2 separate regions of the Mus musculus genome follow, and region 1 is linked to region 2. The links are chromatin loops, found by intact Hi-C in ENCODE. Cell type or tissue: left cerebral cortex. All regions are shown on one strand. Links, peaks and the distances in the headings refer to the core of each region. The heading gives the core; the rest is flanking DNA. Region 1 holds the start of Bcap31 (B cell receptor associated protein 31). Region 2 overlaps Arhgap4 (Rho GTPase activating protein 4).

Evidence for each region. Hi-C counts contacts between places; a loop is a spot of excess contacts. Peaks named below come from ENCODE experiments on the same cell type or tissue, not always from the same donor. Only the 100,000 strongest peaks of a DNase experiment are listed, where the experiment ranks them.
Region 1: a loop joins it to region 2, with 2.8 times the contacts of the local background. A loop is called at or near these places in 2 of 42 quality-filtered maps.

The regions. Positions count from the first base shown.
Region 1 is chrX:73,714,166-73,716,665 of GRCm38, forward strand. Bcap31 (B cell receptor associated protein 31) reads right to left here and starts at 2,039. Exons shown (of 8, transcript NM_012060.5): 1 at 1,953-2,039; 2 at 628-763. The coding sequence starts at 719. It overlaps Abcd1 (ATP-binding cassette, sub-family D (ALD), member 1), which reads left to right and starts at 2,432. Exons shown (of 10, transcript NM_007435.2): 1 at 2,432-2,500. In left cerebral cortex, for the core only: a CTCF peak has its summit at 1,519; DNase peaks (open chromatin) are centred at 1,485, 2,136 and 2,301; H3K4me3 peaks cover 1,380 bases; H3K27ac peaks cover 719 bases.
Region 2 is chrX:73,894,356-73,910,226 of GRCm38, forward strand. It overlaps Arhgap4 (Rho GTPase activating protein 4), which reads right to left. Exons shown (of 22, transcript NM_138630.2): 2 at 12,314-12,521; 3 at 12,074-12,236; 4 at 11,802-11,864; 5 at 11,296-11,508; 6 at 10,225-10,353; 7 at 9,893-10,114; 8 at 6,280-6,381; 9 at 5,923-6,114; 10 at 5,744-5,828; 11 at 5,490-5,517; 12 at 5,186-5,288; 13 at 3,777-3,837; 14 at 3,614-3,691; 15 at 3,399-3,533; 7 more. The coding sequence ends at 381. It overlaps Avpr2 (arginine vasopressin receptor 2), which reads left to right. Exons shown (of 3, transcript NM_019404.2): 3 at 1-73. Among named protein-coding and RNA genes, the nearest start is that of Arhgap4, 9.0 kb to the right of the region's middle. In left cerebral cortex, for the core only: a CTCF peak has its summit at 1,563 (motif pointing left); a DNase peak (open chromatin) is centred at 1,550.

The sequences.
Region 1 (2,500 bases), core at 1-2,500, 180 kb before region 2:
TGTTTTTTGTTTTTCGAGACAGGGTTTCTCTGTGTAGCTCTGGCTGTCCTGGAACTCACTCTGTAGACCAGGCTGGCCTCAAACTCAGAAATCCACTACCTCTGCGTCCCAAGTGCTGGGACTAAAGGCGTACGCCACCACGCCCAGCCTGTTTTTTATTAAAAGGGACTATAGCTTCCATCCTTCATAGGCTGAGTAATGCTCATGAGCCTACTAAGCAATGCCAGTAGGAGTTAGCTAGGAGGTCAAAAGTCAGCAAATCGGCAACAATGTAAGCCAATGGTGCAAGTATTCAAGTTTCCACACAATTATCCCCTACAGCCCTGAGGCCCAAGGGTTGGCAAGAGAATATTACTCAAAAAAGTTGAAGTCAAATCTTCTTTTGCAAAAACCAGAAGACAGTGTGCACAGGAAAGCAAATGACGAGGTGACAAAGCCAGACAATGTTCAAGATTGGTGATAAGAAAAAAAAAATCATACTCCTGACACCCTTACTCAAGACAGGTTTTACTTGTTTCCATATAGCCTCAATTTCAGGGTCCACCAATTTTGCACACAGAAACTACAAGGTTCAGGGTTTGATAGCACCCTCATCATATGCTTGCTTTGTTGTTCCACTAGCCATACCTTTTTGGAGAAATGAAGGGAATGCAGAGAAGCAACACAGCAAAGACCTCTGCGTAGAGGAAGGTGGCAACTGTAGTCCACTGCAAACTCATCCTGTGACTTAAAGGGTTCCAACAGAGGGATGGGAGCTTGTTTCCTGGCAGGATACAGAAGAAACAGGAGGAACCATGAGAGCTGGAAAGTCACTGACAGGGACTGCTCAGGGACCCTGGAGAGGCTGGGGCTGCTATTCTTCACAACAGACCACAGGATTCTGCTTCAGAGCTTTTGAAACCCTGGTTGAAACAGGGTTTAACCCAACAGCAGACACTTGACCAATGATTCTAGCCAGCCAACAAACTTCCCTTGCCTGGGACAGTTACTTGTGCCCCTCCAGCAAGTATGTTACTATGACTAGGTACTTTTGTTCATGATTCCTTTCCCCGGGGCCGTCCAAGAGACTCTTAAGCCTGTTTAACTAAGAAAATGTTTCTCATAAGAATAGGAGAACCTTCTCAGCACCCATCAGGCTCCCTTGTAAGGCTAGACCTGTTTAAGAAAATGTTTCTCAAAAGAACAGTACGTAAACAGAAGGACCTCAGCACCCATTAGGCTTCCTTCCAAGAGTAGAAGCCTCTGCTGCCAGGAGCTATACATGTCTTCCAGTCGCTTCTACAGTGGGACTGGGACTGCAGTGTTCATACATGTATTTTCTGCAAACGCCACCACCTAAGCCTCTGCACAAGAAAGCAGGCCCATTTCCTCCAGAGCTTATGAGGGGCTGATAACCCTAGTAGCCTCCAGCCTCCTTCTAAAGCTGCTTTTGAAAACTAGATAGGCCTTCCGAATGCTCGCACGAATGCACAGGGTGTAGGCCTCCATTTACTCTCAAAAGGCCCACAAGAGCGACTCCTAGAGGGCGGGAATCCAGGCCAAAAGCAAATACAGGTCTCCACAGAGCACGTCCAGGCCTTACCCAGAGAAAGTTCCAGAACCAGAAAGTCTCTCCCGAAGCCAAAAAAGGGACCTCCCTGCATCCCTAGCAAGCCACAACGCCCAAGTCCACAGCGCCAGGTGGCTTTCGAGGAGCTGGGCCTACCTGGGCAGCTCTTCTGGGGGGGGGTGGGGAGGACTGGCCCCTGTCCTCGCGTCCCCTAGAGTCCCGCTCCACCTACCTCCACAACATCCCTATGCCTGATCCTGCCCTAAACTCCGAAGTCGGCCCGGATCCCTACACTTCCCAGAACCCACAGTATTTCTGGGATGCTCGCCTTCCTCCCTCATGAAGGGACTGGGGGGGAACCTCGTTGGTCCGAAAGTCAGCCATGCATGCGGACCCAGCTTACCGAGCTTCAGCCTACTCGCACGCCCCACCGCAACTACCAAACTCTCACCAATGCTCAGGCCCGCCCCCTAGCCCGCGGGCGGAAACCGGAAACGCGCGTCAGGCCCCGCCTACAAGTCCTCTAGAGGCCCCTAACGGCTCCGCCCATTGTCGTTTCCCGCCCCGCCCTTAGGCGCGGCCTGTTGCCAAGGTCTAGAAAGGAAGTAGAGGCTGACGGTTGAAGGCCCCCTGCCGCGCCTCTGACACTTCGGACACGCAGGGGTGGAGCTTGGAGGCGCCTTGGCGGGAGGGCTGGGGCCGCTTCTGTAGTGTACGCGGACTTGCTTCGTTTCTGTTGTCGGAGAGGGGGAGGGGTCCAACGGTAGGGCGAGAACGGGGTGGGGCACCCCTAACTCGGACTCCGCCTCTTGCCTCAACTCCGCCTCCTCTTCCCCATCACCACCCCTGGGGAGGGGTAGGTGGGTGGGGATTCTGGGCCTTGGCGTAGACGCTGTCGTTACTGCCGGGCTGCTCAGCGGACAAACACGCCTGGTGCCCCGGGGAGGGGCG
Region 2 (15,871 bases), core at 571-3,070:
TCTGTGATATAAGCAACCAAGACTGTATTTTTGAGAGCAGGTCCCCAGGTGAAAATAAACAGCTCCATGTCAACCTTCTGTCTTGGCATCTGGTCTCTAGCAGTGCAGGCTCTGGGAGTTGCCCTGCACCCTACCTGTTCAGCGCCCCCCAAACAGCACAGGCTATTACAACAGCAACCAGCACATGGGGTCTTTATGAATTACTGCCACTTCCATATTTCACAGCCACAGCCCAAGGCTTCCAAGCAAAGGCATAAGAGGAGCTCATCTCCAGCTTCCTTCCTTTGCTACCTCCCAAGAGACCTAGAAGAGGGCTGAGGTGAAGCAATAGGCCTATGTGGAATGGTGGGCTTGGTGGTGGCTGCTGGAGGTAAGCTGCCTCAGACTGGCTTGCGAGTTGAATCTGGACCCTGGGGATGGGAGGTTGAGGGGGAAATTGGAGCCCCAGGTCCCCGGGAGAAGACTTTGTTTTTGCTGATGCTGCTGCAGGCCAGGGGCGTCAGAGTTCCTAGACTCGGGGAGGCTGTAGATGCTAACCCATGGCCCTGGCGGACAGCAGTCTTTCCCAAGAGCTCCTTAAACACAGAATTCATGTTCTGTGCCACAGCCTAGCAGAAAGGAAAAACAGAGAGTGCCCAGTGAGTTTCTGCCAATCTCCAAACTAAGGCCTTGGCTACCATACCTTAGCTAGACCAGGCTAGGCCCCCTCTCCAGGGGTCATGGGAGGGACCAGTTGAGACTCCAGACCACCTTCCCCACTCCATTCCACCTTCCTTCCTCTAGTCACTTTCAGTGTTACTTGTGGGATAGTAACTTCTTGGTCTTGTTCTGGAGGGTGGGGGCAGCTTTGAGCCCTGGGTTCCCCCTCTTTCTACTCCTACTTTTTCTCTGGCTGACACCACAGCTTCTATCCATGGCCTCTGATGCTGTAAACATACAAGGGACTCCTGGGTCAGTGTTTTCCCTTGGGTCTTCCAGCTACCAGGCTTTAGCTCCTGTGTTTTTACCAGCCTGCCCTAGGATCCTTAGGCCTAGGAGTGGGACCATTCTTCCTCAGACTTAGTAACAGTCTTCAGGGTTTTCCTGCTCAGTCTATAGGGTCTCACAGAACCCACTGAATAAAGGGGACTCCTTAAGTTGTACCACTCATCAGAGCCTTGTTTTGAGATTATTTTGTTTCCTCAGCCAGCTGCCCCTCCTCCTTCCCCACCATTTGTCCTCTCACCTCACTCTCCCTAGCTTGCTAAGCTCTAGGTGTCAGCCTTGAAGTTTGTCCTGGAGCTCCTTGCCCATATCAGTCTAAACAGTCTGGCTTCTCTCTAACTCAAGAATGTTGTGAGTCCCATACCACAACTGGGCTCATGATCTGCCCTCTCATCTTTGCCTCTGTGCTCCTACACTTGTCCCTGCCACCCTGTCTCTTTCCTCTTGTCCCCATGTTCCTCCCTAAATTGTGACTTGACTTGCATGTCTGGTAACAGGTGGTAACTGGGACCAAGGAGAGTAGGAGCAATGAGCCTCACCTTGGGGAGGGCAAAGAACATGTAGAAAAGGCGCCCCCTGCTGGCTCCATAGCCAGTCCTGGCTTTTACCTTATCCATTTCCACATGTCCTTCAGGGGAGGTAGGGACTAAACAGGGTCGTCTGTGCCTAGAGGGGCCCAAAGCCTCAGGTGGGGTGCCTAGTTCCAACCTACAAAGCAGAGATAAAAAAGATTGGCAATGGCCCTAGGAAATCCTTGACCCAAGCTGGCAGTGCCCATCTTAGATATAGTCAAGGAAAAGGATGAGCCTCCATAGTCCTCAAACTCTTCTAGAACCTCTCCAAGTTACAAAAAGGCTGACTCTGTTCTATCTACACTTAGTGACTTTTATGCAACAACTCCTCCAATCCCATGTGACTAAAGCCTGAGCCCACACCCTCAAGCTTAGCAGTGTAGGTAGCCTCTGGCCCACTATGCCTGCTGCTTCTAACAGCACACAAGTCAAGAAGAACCCTCTGAGGAGTTTTCCCAAAGGCCTGCCTTCACCTGGCTTACCGGTTGGCAAACTCCAACGTCAGGAAGCCCTCTGGATGGCTCACAGATTCCCCCATGGCCTGTAGTCCTGAACCAGCCATCTGCTTCTCATCCCTGGGCAAGGAAAAGACTGGCTTACTTTGGACTCTTTCCTGGCTGGAGTTTGGAGGCCAGTGGCCCCTGCCTCAATCAAAGGAGTTGAGAATGATTGTTCTTGAGCCCAACCAAGACCCATAAACTCTGGCTTGGGGTTGGGGAGGGCAGCAACTTGGGTTATAACAAGTCCTGTTTGAGATGTCTGAATGACAGCAGCTACTTCCAGAAGGAAGAAAGCCTGAAGATCTATACCCAGTAGGAGCTAAAAAGCAACCATGAATACCACCACTCAGGAGATCCAAGGCAGATACAATGGGACCCTCCCTAGGGCTATAGCTCACTCACCCCTCACAAAGTGTGATGTACTTATGGGGAATGAGCCCCTGCACACCAGCATGCTCCCCTCGCCACCAGTCACTTGATGCCCGAGCATACAATCGCAGCACATCCCCTCGCTGGAATGTCAGCTCCTGGGCCGTACGACCAGTGTAGGCAAAGCAGGCCACAGCCTCCAAAACTCCCTCCTGGTCTATGGGAAAGAGAGGGTCTGGCTGAGGGTAGAGTAGGTACACAGGAAAAAGATGGGGTAGCGTCTCCCTGCTCCTTTCTCACCATCCTCCTGAGCTGTGGTCCCAGTTTTCAACTCCAGCTCTGGCTCCCCAATGAGGCTCTCCAACTGGCCATCCCTGATGTTTCAAGCAAAGTAAGACAAACTTGCCTCCACTAGACTCCCTCTGCCCCAAGAAGCCCCCAAGCATACCCCAGGCAGCTGGCAGAAGGTGGTGCCATGCATTTCTCATAGATGGGGCCTGGCAGCATGGCTGGAGGTGGGAAAATCCGTGCTGGTTGCAGGATAAGGGTCTGGACCAGCTGGTTCACTCGGCCTTGCAAGGCTACTGGGTCTTGCCCAGCAGGCACAGGCAACAGTGTAGGCCCAAAACATACAGCCAGGTTGTAGGAGTCCATCATGTTCTCATCACTGTACTGGGCCAGGCTGGGGAAACACGAAGATCACAGGCAGGGAACTCCAGCACTAGTGACCCCTCCAATCCCAACAGCCAACTGGCTCCCCAGAAGTACTCACTGGTTGAGGAAGGTGAAGAGATAGCGTAGGACCACTAGCACAGGTCTGGGTAGTTTGAATAGCAGATGGCTCACAGGCTCTACTCGCTCACCCACAACTTCCAGTTCTGTGGCCAAGGCAGCCCAAGAGAGCAGACTGAGTAAAGCTGTATTCAATTGCACTAAGGGGTGGCTCTCCTACCTAGCTGGCCTCAGAGCTCACCTGCTGAAGCCAGCAGCTCATTAAACATGTCCAAGGGGAAGAGTGGGGGCTCCAGGCTCCGAAAGTACAGCTTTAGTACCCCAGCCACTGAGTCTAGGTCATGGACAGTACAGCCTTTCTCCAGAGGGTCCTCCCCTGTGGAGGGTAACATGCTAAAATGAGGAGACTACTTATGCCTACTGAAGCCATTGCCACATTTGTCCATCAGTCCTCACCTCTTTCAAAGGCATCTCGGATCTCTGAGATCCTGGCCTGGGCACCTGATACCCGGAAAATGCCTTCATGTTGCAGGCCTGTGGAGGACAAGGAGCTGACAGGCAGAATCCCTTTCTCCACAAATACCCAGTGCCAGCATGGCAGAAGATAAGCTACACTTACCATTGAGATTAATGAAGCGAATACAGCTCTCCACCACAAGGGGCACAGGTTGGCCTGAGCTCTGGGGACAGAGAACACATTTATTTCACTAGGATATAGCAAGACCCCTTATTATTCTATCACTTTTCTCCTAATAGTGTTACAGTGGAGTTTATTGGAATTTCTGTGAAGAAACTGATTTGCTGGTGACATTGACATGGCATTTTATCTTTTTTTTTATGCAAATTGTTACAAGTGTAATAAGGTAGTCAAAATCCAGATGTTGCCGGGCATGGTGGCACACGCCTTTAATCCCAGCACTTGGGAGGCAGAGGCAGGCAGATTTCTGAGTTCAAGGCCAGCCTGGTCTACAAAGTGAGTTCCAGGACAGCCAGGGCTATACAGAGAAACCCTGTCTCAAAAAACAAAAAAAACAAAAACCAAAAACCAAAAAAATCCAGATGTTGCCCTTCAAAGAGCACTGCAAAACTTATATTTGTTCATTTAAATTTCTGATTCTTATGAATGCTCTAGGTACATGACATATTTGCAAATGACACTGAGGTTTTTTCCCTTCCTCCCCTTTGAGACAGCCCCTCATTAACCTTAGGTTGGCCTAAAACTTGCTGTGTAGCTGAGGCTAGCCTTGATCTCCTGATCATCCACCCCCAAAGTGCTAGGATTACAGGCTGCACCACCATAACCTAGTTCTTTCAGATCTCAGCTGCATTCCTTTTTTATTTTCTGTTTAGAATTGACAAAATTTGGGCCGGAAGTATGGCCTATAAGCATCTTGTGCTGATCCTAATCATAGGGGAGAACTCTCAACATCTCATCGCTAAAAGTGTTACAGCCCCAGGTTTTCTGAGTTCCTTAAGTGTTTCCTTTAAAACTGGATATGGTGGCATACCCTTTAATCCCAACACTTGGGAAGCAGAGGCAGGCTGATCTCTGTGAGTTTGAGGGCAGACTGGTCTACAGAGTGAGACTCTGTCTCAAAAAACAAGAAGCAAAGACCAACAATAAGAAACAAACAAACAGCCGGGCGGTGGTGGCGCACGCCTTTAATCCCAGGACTCAGGAGGCAGAGGCAGGTGGATTTCCGAGTTCGAGGCCAGCCTGGTCTACAAAGTGAGTTCCAGGACAGCCAGGACTACACAGAGAAACCCTGTCTCTTAAAAAAAAAAAGAAACAAACAAACAAACAAACAAACAGAGTTTCCTTTAATTGGTAGAGGCCACAAGGAAGCACAGAGACCTCAGCAAGGCTGGCAATAGCTTGCGCAGGAAGGAACACCTGAGATCCACCCAGCAAGATTGGGACTAGAGAACACTGAGATTAGGCAGTTGCTTGGGCCACCAAAGCTGGAGAAAGACAAGAAGGGACAGGAATGGTCTCTAATGAGCTGGAGTGTAGAACAAAACAAGTACCTGGATAAACTTCTCCAGATCACCTCCAAAAAGTCTCTGATTATACTGGAATCTAGGATGGGGGGGATGGCTCTTGTGGAATTTTCTCTCTGTGCACTGGGTCCTAAGATGAATGGAAACTGCCTTTTAGGGGAACAAGCCATGGAGAAGTCTCTCCATCCCTATCCCATGCCACAGGCCCTGAACCTCCTAGACAAATTGGGGTGTTAGGGCCACAGGGTGCTGGCAGTAGAACTAGAGTTGTGCAGCAAGAACAGGGAGTTGGGGAACCTGTGAATAGGCCAGCACCCCATGAAGGACTCACCGAGATGTCTCTTGCTTTTCCTTGTTACCTGGAGAGGAGAAAATATTTTTTTGTCTCTCAGGCTGTAAAGCTTCAATAAACCCCAGAGAGAAGAGGCTTAGACTGGAAGTTCAGGATAATCCAATGACCTACACTGGGTTAGTTCCTGCATGCCAAACAACCTCTCTGGTCAGAGAGGAGCATGGGCTAGATCAGAGGGATGAGGAAAGGGAAGCTTTGGGCCCCAGAGAGGGTATGCCTGGAATGGGACCCACCTTGTTGTATGGCTTCCTGAAGTTTTTCATGCTTGGCCTGCAGCTTGGAAAGGATGCTCCGGCCACTCAGATATTCCTGCAGCTTCTGGGAAACCCAAAGAGCCCCTAATTTCAACCTCAACTCAGCCCCCTTTCTCTGTGCTGCCCTTTGTGGCCCTGTCCCACCTGTCCAGCCCCACCGTAATATAGAAGGTTTCTGTCTCCTGCTGCTGGTTCCGTCTACGGCCTGTCTGTCGGGTGCCTGGGTCCGAGCTTGTAGACTTGAGGGACTCAGTGGAGGGGCTGGCCTGCAAAGAGTCCAGTATGTCCCCATCCTCTGATGCCACCGCCTCTAGCAGAGCCTTAAGTGTTGCCTTCAGTGTCTTATTCACCTGAGGGGACAGTGCCAGGGCAGTAAGTCAGGAGAGTATGGGAGGAACAAAGTCTAAATCTTCAGAAAGAGGAAAGCTATTGCCAGCTAGGAAGGAACTTTCAGGGCAGCTGAAGCTGAGAGAAGACTCTAGGGCCTGTCCCCATCCCGGGCTGAGCCATCGTGCCTCTTCTGTCTCGATGGTCTTTTGGTCCAGGCGACTCTGAATGTTTTGAGCTCTGGGCAAAATCTCATCCCACAGTTCCATCTCAATCAGGACCTCGGCCACCTGTAGCGGACAGTACCAGGGATGAGGAATAGGTCAGAGCAGAGCTCAGGACGCATTTCCGTTGCTTGCCTCTAACTCCTGAGTGCTGGGATGACAGGCATTCACCACCATGCCAGGTTTATGGACTGCTAGGGATAGAACTAAAGGATTAGAGCATGCACCCTCCCAACTGAATTACAGTTTCAGCTAAGAATAACATTTGTATCAATCAGTAAGCCTCAAATACCAATACAAAGGAACACATAAAATATGTGTCATGTTAAAAAAGAAGCCAGTCAGTGGTGTCTGGCTTATGCCTTTAATCCCAGTGCAGGCAGAGGCAGGAGGATTTCTAAGTGTGAAGCCATCCTTGTCTACAGAGCTAGTTCCTAGGACAGCCAAATCTACACAGAGAAGCCCCTTTCCCCTCCATGCCCCACACACACCAAAAAGAAAAAAAAAAGAAAGGAAGAAAAAAATGAGGTAGTCCCTACAAGACAAATGCTGTATAAGGCCACTACTGGGAAAGTCCTTTATGTGTCAGTGCTATAGCCAAGTTCACAGAGGTAGCAGGATAGTGGGTTCCTCCAAAAGCTGGAAGGACAGGAATGCAATCCTAAGTATTTATTTGGGACAAATGGGAGGGAAAGTGGATGGGGGCAGGGGAGAGGGGAACCTGATCTGGTATTGGGTTAGGGAAAAAGACTGAAGCCTTGAGGGCCAACAGAAAGAATGTAACCAGGCAACCTCAGGAAATAAAAGGTTGGGGGACCCTTCAGAATGCATCAGAAACCTGGGAGGTGAGAGACTCCCAGGACTCAAATGGAGAGACCTTAGATGAAATGCCTGACAGTAGGGAGAGAGAACTTATAGAGTCCACCTCCAGCAGGAAGACAGGACATCAAGTGAGGGATGGGGTTGCCATCCCACAGTCACATCTCTGGTCTATAATTGTTCCTGTCTGAAAGAATTACAGGGATGGAAATAGAGAGGAGCCTGAAGAAAAGAAGGTCCAGCAACAGGCCCAAAGTAGGATCCAGCTCAAGAGGAGGTACCAAGGCCTGACACTATTACTGAGGCTATGGAGCACTCACAAAAAGGAACATAGCATGACTGCCCTCTGAAAGACTCAACAAGCAGCTGAAAGAGTCAGATGCAGATATTTGCACCCAACCAATGGACAGAAGCAGCTGACCCCTGTTGTTGAATTAGGGAAAGCTGAAAGAAGCTGAGGAGAAAAGCGATCCTCTAGGAGGATCAGCAGTCTCAAGTAATCTGGACCCCTGAGATCTCTCAAACACTGGACCACCAGACAGCATGCACCAGCTGAGGGCCCCCAACACACATACAGCAGAGGACTTCCAGGTCTGTGTTCATTCAGAGATGATGCACCTAACCCTCAAGAGACTGGAGGCCCCAGGGAGTTTCGAGGTCAGGTGGGTGGGGGTGGGGGCATCCACGTGGAGACAGGGGGGTGGGGAGGAGGTGCTGGATGTGGAGCAGACAGAGGGTGGATGGGGAGGAGGGGAATGGAATATGGAGTGTAAAAATTAAATTAAAAATAAAATAAAATTTAAAAAGAAAAAGAAAATAGATAGGGTGACAGCCCCATAGGAGTGTAAATGTACTTTAACAGCACTGAACCTTGCACTTGAAAATATCAGAAATAATAAATTTTATTTTATTTTATTTTTGTTTTTTTTTAAAGAGATATTGTCTCTATGTCGGCAACCTTTACAGGCAATATTAGTAATTGTGCAGGAATTCTTTTTTTTTTTTTGATTTATTTATTTATTATATGTAAGTACACTGTAGCTGTCCTCAGATAATCCAGAAGAGGGCATCAGATTTCGTTACGGATGGTTATGAGCCACCATGTGGTTGCTGGGATTTGAACTCCGGACCTTCGGAAGAGCAGTCGGCGCTCTTAACCACTGAGCCACCTCACCAGCCCCTATTTTTGGTTTTTTGAGACAGGGTTTCTCTGTGTAGACCTGGCTGTTCTGGAACTCACTCTGTAGACCAGGCTGGCCTCAAACTCAGAAATCCACTTGCCTCTGCCTCCCAAGTGCTGGGATTAAAGGCGTGTGCCACCACTGCCTGGCATAAATTTTATTTTTATCAATTAAAAAAATGTGATCTATTGGGCTAGAAAGCTGGTTTAGCAGTTAAGAGCACTTGCTGTTCACCCAAAGGACCTGAGTTCAGTTTCCAGCACCCATGTTAGGTGGCTCACAACTACCTGTAACTCTAGTTCCAGGTGATCTACTGCCCTCATCTGATCTTCACAGGTACACACACACGTTAGGCATTATATATATTTACACACACATAATTTAAATTTTTTAAAATAATGATCTATTTCAAAGCAGACATAGTGGAGGCTGAAGAGACGCCCAGAGGTTAGAAGTGATTACTCCTTTTGCAGAAGAACACAGAAGAGTTTGGTTCCCAGCAAACAGGCAGCTCATAACCACCTGTAATCCAGGTCCAAGATATCCAATGGCTTCTTCTGACTTCTGTAGGCACTTATATACAGATGCATACACACACACACACACACACACACACACACACACAGAGAGAGAGAGAGAGAGAGAGAGAGAGAGAGACAGACAGACAGACTTATTTCTGTCTGACTCTACCTCCCAGTGCTGGGACTAAAGGTGTACACCATCACTGCCCATTAGTGAATTTATTTTTAATTCAGCAAAGAGTTGGAAGAGATTTCAAAAAGAAATCTTTAATAGAGTTGGGAAACAGAAAAGGGAAAGCAGAAAGAAATTAGAGAATCAATCAACCTGTGAAATCTAATTACAAGGCAGGTTGGGGGGGGGTTAAGAGTAGAAGGAAGAGGAGGATATCAAAGGAACCCAAGAGCCTCAAAAGCAGACAGGTACACTCATTGCTTAGCACCAAGAAGGAAAATAGATCTCCAAGGCAAAGCATCATGGAATTTTACATCAGAGGAGAAAGACTATCCTAAAAGCTCCTGGGATGAGTACAGACATCTAATTAGAAATGATGCTACATGCTGTATTTCTTCCCAAGTGTTTGTTATGAATTTTTTTTGCTGTTGTCAGTTTCTCTGTTTGTAGACGGGTTTTTACACAGAAGTCTAAGCTGGGGATTTCACTATATAGCCCAGGCTAGCCTTACACTTAGGATAATCCTCCAGCCTTAGTTTTCCCAGTACTAGGATAACAGGCATGGACAAGTACATGGCTAAGAACAGTTTTCAATGTATAGTATATGGATAGTCATAGTGAACATTTGGATTGTTGTGATGGTTGCACTGTGTTTGAGGGCAGTCCCATGAGTGAGCTGCCACAGAAAAGTGTTCTAATGGGCCAGAGGCTATGGAATGGAGGACTGAGAAAAAAAGAACTTTTAGCATCCTGGAATTTGTTTTGTTTTAGGGAAATGTAAATGTGACTGACCCACAGTAACATGAAGTCCAGAGACCATGAAACCCTTTGAAATGCTTGGTCCTTAAGGGTAGCAGTAGTGGGTGTAATAAACTAACCCTCACCTCATCATCTTCATGGGGCTGGTATTCAAAACGTAGAGGGGGACAGAAGGCCATGGCATGAACCTCAAGCACCTTGGCCTTGTCCCCTGGAGGATCCAAAGCCTCCAGAGCCTCTTCCAGGCTGCCTAAGCCCTGCATCTGGGAGGTTTGGGTACGGCTCTCAGCAGCTGTGTAGCTCCGGAGGGCCTGCTCCAGGGCCAAATGGAAACCTGTGTCACAGCACTGGGAAGAAGCAAGCAGACACTGTTGTGGCCCTGGAACCAGAGTCAAGGACTCCAAGCTTTTAAGCTCCAGTTACCATAGCCCCACCTGCTTGCCCACACAAAACTCACATCCATGAGATCCAAGATATCGTGTAAGTAGTAGTTGCTGATGGCGGCATTGACACTGGCCAGGCTGAGCAGGTACTCATTTCGGGCCTTGGTGCACTTAAGTTTATGCTCCAAGTACTTGGCCTGACGCTGCTCAAGACACCAAGGCACACCAGGGTCACTCACTTAGAGACCACTCTTATCTCCACATTTTCTCATTCCCTCTACAGACAAGCATGCCCAATGTGCCGCAGGTATTAAGTTCATGCTTAATATATGAACTTCTTTACTCTGCCATTGGTGCACTCAGTGCTCAGCCTTACTGTGTAGTCTCCCACTCAATCCCCATAACCTATCTCAACTCCTTAGCTCTTCACTGGCTACTTTTGATCTCTTGGCAAGAGCTGATCCCCCTCCCTGCCACCCACTGCCCTTGCCTTGGTTTGAGTCCCCAACATGCCTCACTGTCATTCTCCAAAGTGGAATCAGGTCACATGGAAACAGATGATTAAGTAAAAGGCATCCATATGTAGACTCCATGATGGAGATAAGAGCTAGGAGGATGTATGACAAAGCCACTTAGGCTCCACATAGGGATGACACAGAACAAAAGTCATTGTCCTCAACCCTACTTAGCATGGGCGCCTCCCCACTCTTTCCAAGGGGTCCCCTTGAATGCTTCTTCTTGAGGAATGGCACCCAGTCACTCATCCTGAGTTCTTGTGCCCTTAAAACCTTAGAAGCTAGTAGGAAAAAGTTCTCTAGACTTAGAGTACTATAGCTCTCTGCTTCAGCAAGGCTGTGGGACAAGCTTGGAGCATGGTGTGATAGAATCATCTGTCATGGCCCTGTGGTTGTCTTTCCCCATCTTTTAGGTCTGTTGAAGCATCTGTAACCTAATGCTGCCATTGTCTTTCTATATCCCAGAGCCTTCAGGTCTGACCAGGAAGAACCTTGCTGGAGGCCTATGACTCTTCTCCTACTCTTTTTTGCTCCAGGGACAGCCAAGCTGTCCTTTGTAAGGACAAAGGCCAGGGGCCAGAGCTATCAGAGATGGACAGAGACAGGAGGCCCATTGCCTTCCAGGCCCACCTTCTCCACTAGCCGCCCTCCTTTCTTGAGAGAGCTCTTTCGGTGGGGCCCTGTCTCAACGGTGGTGGTAGTAGTGGTGGTGGTGGCAGAAGTAGTAGTGGTGGTGGATAAGGCACTCCTGCCTGACCGCTTCTCCTCTTGCCGCTCCGCTTCCCGAAGTTTAGTCTCAGCATTCATGCTCTCTGAGTGGTACACATGGTACATCTTCTTGGTCTGCAGGGAGGCCCAGGCAAAGTAGCCCTGCTGAAGGTCATGACTAAGAAGAGTCCCTCAGCCCCACTTAGCGCCCCCAAGATTCAGATCTGAAATTTGGGCCATTTCACCTAAGTGTGTTGTTATTTAACTACTCTGTTCTCAGAGCATAGAGGGGCCCATGCCTGTTGCCCCCCAGACTAAAGACTCAGGTCTCCCATGAGCATCCATTTTTTGAGCCTGATTGGGAGATGCAATGGCTTGCAGCAGCTGTTCCTGCTTCCTGTTGTTAGTAGACAGCAGGTCCTGCTTACTGTCTGGAGTTCTGAGACCACTTCCAGGAGCTCAGCCTGCAACTGCTGCACCAGGTCCTTGCTCTAGAGATGAAGGGGAATGTGTGACCATAGCATCCCTCTACTTAATGCCTCCCAGCATCCTGTGACAACTCATCCCACCTCAGATTGGGATGAGACGACCTTGGACTACAATTTCCACCTGGCCTCCCATGCCTCTCAACCACAGATAGATCCCCATGTGCTTTTTTTTTTTTTTCCGGTTAGATTCTGAGCCCTTCCACAGACCCTACCTTTTTGACAATACGTCCCACATCTTCGCTGATGTGACTTAGGCGCTGTGCCAGGGGCCCAGCCAGCACCTCACTGAGGGCAGCACTTTCCCGACTCTGCTGCCGAGTGTGTTCCAGCAGCACAGCCCAGCAGTGCAAGGGTGACAGGAGAGTCGGCTCCTTCCTGTAGCAGAGGAGAACTCAGACCAAGGAGCCTAGGTCTCAGGACCTGCAAGGCACTACTGCTAGTGTGGTACCTACCGGAAGCTTTGCTGCTCCTGGCTGCTGCCCCCAAGGCGACCACTGCGGCTGGTAAAGCGTTCAGCCAACTTGTCCAGGCCCCGAGAATACTCCAGTTCTACCTCCGCCCGGCGCCGCATGAACTCAGCTAGCTCCTGCAGCAAATCCCGCCGAAGCTCTCCCTGAAGCTCCAGGCAATGAAGCTGCTCACTCAACTGCCAGCGCATCTCTGCAAGGGGACCTTGGTTTAGGGCGGGCAGACATGCAAGCCGTGAACCAACCAGACCAGAAAGACATAGGAGATGCAGAGACAGACAACCTGTCTACACCAAAGGCTCCCTGGCACCTGACTGAGCTAAAAGCTAGAGCAAAGAACAGAAGTGTGCCCCGAAGGAAAGTACTCAGGTTCAGAAGCCCCTGTGCACTTGGGAAGGGCCCTAAGGCAGAGAACTCTGGACTGTGGTTTCTGTACAAACACAAGCAGCTGCTCAGGGGCAGGACTGCTGTGGTACTCCACCAAGCTGGAGAGACTTCAGGCCAGGTCAAACCTGTTCCATAGTAAGAGCCATGGCCAAGTGTTGATAAGTGAAGGGACAGAAGGGGCTGGACTAAGTTTTCTGCCTGTTGTTTCTACTGACAGTTACCCACCCCAAGACTTTTCCCTCTATCTTACAGGGGAGTCATAGCTGGTGGCCCCATACTACCACAGGGCTTTTGACATCTTATCTCTAGCCTGATTTGGTAATACTTCTTACCTCACCCATATCTAAAGCAAAAGCTGCCTAACCTGCAAGCTCTAGCACTAGTGTGTCCCCATCTCCCAGACCAAGGGCTCATATGAGCACCACAACCCACACCCCATTACATAGAATACATAAGGCACACTGTCTCGGCTTCTGGTAAACAGGATATGAACAACAAACAGGTCTTCAACTATATCCTCAAAACAGGACATTACTTGATCCCTTCATTTAGTGCAATGTGATTTTGTATCTATTTCATTCCAGGCATATTCTAGACACAGTCCCTGTTCCTCTGGAGCAGGGACCATAGTGGGAGACAGACAGCATGGGAAAAGAGCCATGGTAGAATGGCCAGGAGCAATGGGTACTTATAAGATGGACACATGGGCCAAGTGTAGTGGTGTACTATAATCTCAATACTCAAGAAGTAGGAGCAAGAGTATCAGAATTCAAGATCATCTTTGGCTTCACTGTGAGCTTGAGGTTATCCTAGGCTACACAAGACACTGCCTTTTAAAAAAGTATACAAGGGGCTATAAAGATGGCTCAGCAGTTAAGAGCACCTCTTCCAAGCCGGGCGGTAGTGGCGCACACCTTTAGTCCCAGCACTCGGGAGGCAGAGGCAGGCGGATTTCTGAGTTCGAGGCCAGCCTGGTCTACAAAGTGAGTTCCAGGACAGCCAGGGCTATACAGAGAAACCCTGTCTCAAAACAACAACAACAACAACCCCCCCCAAAAAAAACAAAAACAAAAACAAAAGCACCTCTTCCAGTGGTCCTGAGTTCAATTCCCAGCAACCATATGGTGGCTCACAACTATCTATAATAATTTCCAATGCCCTCTTCTGGCATGCAGACAGAACACTCATCCATAAAAATAAATAAATAGCAGGACTGCACAGAGAAACCCTGTCTCGAAAAACAAAACAAAAGAGAGAGAGAGAGAGAGAGAGAAAATATTTTTAAAAGTATATATACGAAAAGCAAGTGGGAGGAATCTGGGAGGGAGCAGATGACCTAAAGCTTGTGGTCTAGAATGCTCATCTGGATGCCCAAGGAGATATAAGCCAAACAGTGGTCTCATTTCATTTTCAGGGTCCCTCTAGCTACTGTATAGAGCCCAAGGAGCAGCTACTACATTTCACTTGTCTAAGGAAAAGATGGTGGACATTGGGACTCAGAGAGCAAGTCTGAAAGGTAAGACCCAGGAGTATCTATTCAAAGAAACCCCCTGTAAAGAAATCAGAATGGGTGGACTTCTATCCTGACAGTGACTTTCCTGGAGCTATGAGATGAAAAGCCTTGTTAGGTATTTCCTATCCAGACCTCCCATCTTCCTATCTGATTTCCTTTCTCAGTATGTCTTCTGCCTGCTCTCAGACTCCACTCTATGGTAATACCGACTTCTCCAGCTGCATGCACGGCCCACTCATCAGCCTTTTATACCACCCACTGGACTCCCTTGGGGGTGGATTTTGGGGATCACCTTTAACCAGGTCATTGAAATTGCTAATTTTCCATTAAGGGTACAAGTTAGGCAGATGGGAACTGGTGTGTATGTATGGAAACTCCTAACACCGAAGCCAATGCAAAGCAGAGCCCACAATACCAAGTGTTACTGCCACCAGTCTCCTGTCTCTGAAGTGGGCTGTGCCAGCCACTCGCTAGGATGAGTGCTGACTTCTATCGGGGAAATCTCCACTAAATGAGAATAACAGGGTTTAAAGAATGGCAATTAAAGTTCAAGTAGGGTCCCAAGAGGACCCAACAGGCCCTTCCTTACAGTGCCTGTCCTGTGTTCCAGAAGGGATGTGCTTGCTACTCATGGAGGGACCTATTAGAGCTGCACAATGCTGAGTGCACCAGCAGATCACACTATTGTGTGGATTCTCCAGTAACAGCAATAGCAGTTCTGCTTCCGAACATGCACACCAGCTGCTGTCAAAGAGCTATAGATTACAAGCCAACTGCATCTGAGGTCCACAGAAGGCAGGAAACTGCTGTTCCAAGACTCCAGGTTGTAGCAGAGCTTTCAGATCTCAGCTCAAAAAACCCTGATCCCCAACCAAGCTCTGGCCCTTGTCTAGCCCCAGTGTGCTCTTGGGACCTTGGTTGTCCTTTGTAGTGGCTATTATCATACATGAAATCAGCTGTGCACTTGGTTGTTTACTGCTTTTCTCTCCTCAGACCTGTGAACCTCAGAAGGGCAAGGACTGCTTCTCTCATATACAATAAGGGAGTCACAGAGGCTGCAGCAAAATAGATGTAGTAAAAAAAAAAAATCTGGGTGTGATGGCATATGCTTGTCATTCCTAGCCCTGGAAGTTTGAGGCAGGGGATGTTGCAAGTTCCAGGCCAGCCTGAATAAAATAATGAGTTCAATACTATCCTGCTGTACATACCAAGCTCCAATCCTACTCACACAAACAAACAAACAAACAGTTGACAAAAAAGAGTGAGAAATCCTGCATATTTGCATTGCAAAGCTGGGACCCAGGCCCCCTAGCACTTCCTGTGAGCCAGGCATTCACTCTCACTTCTGCTGACCAGCAAAGCAGAATGCATTGTCCTCCAAACCACGACTATGCGACCTTTTAGAAATTAGAGTGCCAAAACAGTGCCCCTGTTCCAGCATGATTGGAAGACTTTCTTTTGAGGGAGGCTGGTGAGAAATAATAGCCACAAAGGCTGAACACCCTGAGTGAGCAAGGGCCATTTAAAAGATATTCTAGGGCCAAACTCCAATTTCTCTTGATGGGAACTAACCGGCCTGTGTTTGCTGACTGAAGACATTTCAAGGTCCTTAGGCTTCAGGACATTTTGAGGAAGTAGGATGG